Regions from separate parts of the Homo sapiens genome. Here region 2 is linked to region 1. A link is an interaction called in ENCODE POLR2A ChIA-PET data of the cell type or tissue named here. Cell type or tissue: K562. All regions are shown on one strand.

What was found. ChIA-PET counts read pairs that join two places held together with the same protein. Peaks named below come from ENCODE experiments on the same cell type or tissue, not always from the same donor. Only the 100,000 strongest peaks of a DNase experiment are listed, where the experiment ranks them.
Region 2: POLR2A ChIA-PET joins it to region 1 with 7 read pairs; 3 of 35 experiments call an interaction of 5 or more read pairs at or near these places.

Annotation. Positions count from the first base shown.
Region 1 is chr9:130,755,645-130,758,144 of GRCh38, forward strand. It overlaps a transcript of ABL1 not described here. Among named protein-coding and RNA genes, the nearest start is that of EXOSC2, 63 kb to the left of the region's middle. In K562, no CTCF peak of the experiment used is centred here; no DNase peak of the experiment used is centred here.
Region 2 is chr9:130,893,247-130,895,746 of GRCh38, forward strand. It overlaps QRFP (pyroglutamylated RFamide peptide), which reads right to left. Exons shown (of 3, transcript NM_198180.3): 2 at 2,451-2,500; 3 at 1-592. The coding sequence starts at 592. The coding sequence ends at 182. Among named protein-coding and RNA genes, the nearest start is that of QRFP, 2.3 kb to the right of the region's middle. RefSeq lists enhancers at 384-898, 1,687-2,374, 2,375-2,500. In K562, no CTCF peak of the experiment used is centred here; DNase peaks (open chromatin) are centred at 535, 1,485, 2,005, 2,445 and 1 weaker place; H3K27me3 peaks cover 346 bases.

The DNA.
Region 1 (2,500 bases):
AATGTATGAGTTAGGAGACCCTTTTGACCAATTCCCCTCTGTTTTCCATCTTGGAAAAACCAGAACTCTGTTTTCTTGAGCAAATGACGTTGCCACCAGCCCTGAAGCTCCTTTTCCTGGGTTTGTAGGGGTTGGTGGAATCCTGGCAGTCTGCCGCTCTTCCTGGCCTCCAGAGATCAGGGCTGTGACTTTCCATCTGCAGATGGCAGTTCTAGCTGCGAGGTTGGTGGCCGAGGAGGACGAGGACACAGCTCAGGGCCTGTCCTTCAAGGGCTTCCGTGTGCAGCAGCAGCACTCTGTAATATCATAGATGAATTTTTGTCAAAACACAGAGAAAAGTTGATTACACTTCTCATTTATTAAAAAAAAATGACTTGATAGCATAGTAGATGGCCCCTTATGTAAGCCACTTAGTATTATTTCAAAGGAAGCATGTCTGTGAGAAAAGGGGCAACCACTTTTCTCATAGAGAAGAACAGGTTTTTAAATGAAAAGATCAACAAATCCAAATGCTGTGGTATTTATACTGATTTAGAAAGGCAGTTGACTTTGGGAGGCTTTGTTTTCTCATTTCCCTTTTCTCCTTGACATTTGACAGACGTGGTTAGCAGAGAGCTTTCTCATTCGGTTTTCCTGGAGAGAGCTCTGCCTCTTGGGCTTCCTGCATTTGTATGGAAGTTTTAATTTTTTTTTTTTTTGTCAAATGAAAGGTTGCCATTTCATTTGTTCAGATTTCCCACACACTGTTGCAGCAATCTTTAGATTTCAAATTGGCTAATTCAGTGGGTCACTTAATTCTTAACTTTTACAACATTTTGAGTCTAAATACAGCAAAATTGGTGCCTTTTTCAGCTATTTTTCGGCGTTGCTATATTCCAAGCCACTGAGCTCTGTTTTACTCTGACATTTTCTCTTCACTTTTGGGATTCTGCTCACTGTGTTTAAGGCAGCTCGATAGCATTTTGCCAAAAAAGAGAAGTTAGGGCTAGTGTGAGTTGAGGGGAAGGGGATGTTTCTGTTGTTGCTCCTTGCTGAGTATCTTCAGATATCTAAAAGAAACTTGTAACACAGCGTCAGCCTGACACTGGCCTTTGCAGCATCAGCCTTGGTTGACTGTGTTCTAATAGGGATGCCTGATCTGTATCCTCTTTAACTTGGCTATAAGAAGGTTTTGGAGAATGTATGTCTGAGGGTGTTTTAAAAGAAAATGGAAACAAAGCTCCTTTTTGCCTTGAGCTCATGGTTTGGAATTTGGGCATTTGGAATCCTTCAAGCCCTCCTCCTGGGCAGAGCTGGAGTCCCCTTAGGGCACTGCCTGTCATCTTCACTACACAGCTGTGCTCCAGAGCAGGGAGCCGATGGAAAGGGGGACCCAGAACATTCCATTCTGCAGAATTCCCTTCCAGCCGTCTGTGAGAAGGCAGTTTGGGACCCTTTTAGAAGTTTGCTTTATAAGTGAAGAACCTGAGGCCGGCTGTGTTCATATTCTCAGAACTTGGTGAGAATGAGGTACTTTAAGATAGGCTCTAAGATCAGCAGCATCAGCCCACTCGGGAAGAGCTCCTCTGACTCCTGGAGGAGAAAGCCAGATGGGGGAAGCATTAAGTCCTGTTTTCCTATTGAAAACTGAAATTGGCCAGCCACAGTGGCTCATGTCTGTAATCCCAGCCCTTTGGGAGGCCAAGGTGGGAGGATTGTTTGAGCCTAGGAGTTCAAGACCAGCCTGAGCAACACGATGAAACCTGGTCCCTGTAAAAAATACAAAAATTAGCTGGGGCATGGTAGCGCATGCTTGTAGTCCCAGCTACTAGGGAGGCTGAGGTGGGAGGACCGCTTGGGCCTGGGAAGCAGAGGTTGCAGTGAACTAAGGTTGAACCACTGTACTCCAGGCCTTTTTTTTTTTTTTTTTTTTGAGACAGAGTCTTGCTCTGTCACCCAGGCTGGAGTGTAGTGGTGCGATCTCAGCTCACTGCAACCTCCGCCTCCTGGGTTCAAGTGATTCTTCTGCCTCAGCCTCCCGAGTAGCTGGGACTACAGGCACCCACCACCACGCCCGGCTAATTTTTTTTGTATTTTGTTATAGAGATGGGGTTTCACTGTGTTAGCCAGGCTAGTCTCGATCTCCTGACCTTGTGATTTACCCGCCTCGGCCTCCCAAAGTGCTGGGATTACAGGCATGAGCCACTGCGCCCGGCCAGGCATTTTTTTTATGTGTGTCTCAAATAAAAAGAAAGAAAACCAAAATTTTACCTGAAAGACGAGAAAGTTGATGAAGATTTTGAGAAAGTGAGGAAGCAATGGCCCCTCCAGGGCACACCCAGGTGCTGTCCCTTCTTTTCTCCTCAGTTCTCTTAGCTATAAAATGGGGCTTATAATAATCCCTTCCTTGAAGAGATGTTGTTAATAGTACTTAGATGATTTGCTAACTTATATCAAGCACTTACTCTGACCCAGGTATCGGACTGGGTGCTTGACATATATTATCTCTATTGTGTTTTGC
Region 2 (2,500 bases), 140 kb after region 1:
GCTTCAGCAAAGTTGGAAATCAAAAGTAAGCACACACCTAACCTGTCCTACCATGGATCGTTCATCGTAACCAAGCCTACATCATCTGGGTGTCGTGGTCTTTGAGACTGGGGGAGAAGGCAGGAGTGAAGACAATGGGGGTGAGTCCAAGAAGCAAATCCTTCCAAGGCGTCCTGGCCCTTCACCGCCGACCGAAGCGGAAGCTGAAGCCGCCTTTCTTCCTGCTGTAGCCATTGAGCTCCTCAGCCAGGTTCCCTAACGGGCCGCTGGTCTTCTCCCCCGCAGCAGGGAGGAAGCCGGTGGCCTCACTGCCTTCGTCCTGCCTCCCGAAGCGGAATCTGCAGCCAGCATGCTCTCTGCCCGATGTCTGCAGCCCCCTGGCTATGACAAGCAGGGCCTGTGGCTGTGAAGCTCTCAGCCACCGAGAGGAACCCCACACGGAGTGGGGTCGGGGCCCCATGGCCAGGTCGGCCCAGCGTTCTCCAGCTCCGAGGCCACCCATGGCGTCTGTGGGCTCTCTTCTGTCCAGTAGAGGGAAGCAGGCGCCCAGCGGCAGGAAGAGGAAGTAGATCAGGGGGTAAGGCCTTACCATCTGACCCAGAGGAAAGAGAGGCAGAGTGACAGGCTGCACACGTGGCCAAGCGCAACTCACCAAAATGTTTCCCCGGGACAGGCTGGCAGCGTAGATGTGAGCAGGGGGCTCAGCTGAGCCCGGCTTCCGAGCAGTGCTGGGACTAGGCCACTGTTTTATTAGCAGGATCAGGAGGTGATTGTGCCAGTTAGGCCGGTTCTTCTCCTGCAGTCCCCACGATCTGCGTGCCTGGGCAGCTTAGCACCGTAAATCCACCGCTGCTGGCTGGCAGAGCAGTGCCCAGGCGGCCCCGGGAGAGTCAGCAAATGTATGCTCATTTTTCTCTTATTATAAAATGGCCATATCATTGCAGAGCCATGGGGTGGAAAGTTAAAAGCATCAATCTCCCTTAGTGTTCAACTGGATAATAAATGGGTCTAGCTATGCTGTTTAGCTGGGACATCCTGCTAATGTCTCTTTCACGTGGGAACGAGTTGCTCCTGAAAGCCAGAAACAGATTGGATGGTCCTGGCCTAATTCGGACACCCACCTGGGAAGGAGTGTGTGGACACCACTGGGGCCTGGGCACCGTAGGTCTGCCAGGCTCTGAGCCAAGAGCTCACACATGTGATTGTACTTCATCTTCATAGTACTCCTGCTTGGTAGGTCCGGCCAGTCCCACTTTTTCAGGCAACAAAACTGTCAGAAAAACTGAGATTGTGCCCAGGCCACACAGCCAGAAAGTGGAGGCTCTGGATTCATGATTCTAATGGCCAGACGGCTTCTTCAAGAAGCATACATATCTGCTAGGTACTCCCAACCCTCCTATTTCACAGGGGTGGTGTCGGTCTCAAACAGCTGAGGTGACTTGCCCCAGATCTCATGGCCTTATCAGTGCCAGAGCTAGAGTTCAATCCCAGGTCTAACTGGGCTTGACTCAGGAAGGCGTGCCCTAACTCCCTCCTCTGTACTCCACATGGCACTCGGGGGATCTGAAACCCAGCCTCCTGTAATGAACCTGCCTTGGTAACACTTGCTCCCTTGTCTGGCAAAGAAAACCTTTTTGACAATGACCGCGGGGGAGCTGGAGCTGGCTTGTCCTCCGCAGAGTCAAACTGAGGCTAGACTAGAGAGCACCGGCCCTGGAGAAGACAGTACAGGAGTCCCCAGAGCCCTTTCCAGAAATGGCTCCCTCGAACACATTTCAAAGAAGCGAGCTCAGCCAGGAAGCTTTTAAAAAAATAATACATGCAACCCCACTTTCTACCCAAATCCAGTTCTTCTAAGCTTTCGTCCCCCAGGGATGGAGTGACCTCCCTCATGCTGCCAGGAAAACCTTTCCATCAGGGCGCAGGCAGAGTGGGGGCTTCCACGAGGTGACTTTCTGCAGCGGCCCAGCCCATTCCCTCCTCCCCATAGGAAGCACTTTGCTGACTGCGATGTGGACCAGGGACCGTTGCATCCTGGTGGATAAATCCACCCGGGAGTGGCCTCTGGGTGTCTAGAAAGGAGACAGCCTGACAGAGCAGGCCCTGGAGTGGCCCTTCACCCCTTTTAGGGGTTCATGCACCCCTTCAAGAATCTGGTAGAAAGTGGGGATGCTCATCACGGGACAGGCGGCCCCAGCGCGAGTCAGGGCTTCAGGCCCCACAGCCAGGAAGGGACAGGAAAAGCACGGGTGAGGCTGGGTCCCAGCCCTGGCAGGGCAGCCGTGACCAATCTGTGCTGCTCTGGGCTGTTGGCAGGGGAGGCACTGGTGTCCCCTCTCCGGGCACTCCCTCCCTGTGCTTCTGTGTGCCCTCTGACTGCCCATGCCTGGCTCCTGCCTGGGCAGGGCCTGAGCTGGGGTTCCTGCTGGGGACAGGGCAGCTATGCTCACCGTGTGGCTGGGACTGCTCCCAGGAAGGCTGGCTGGTGGATCGCTGGGCT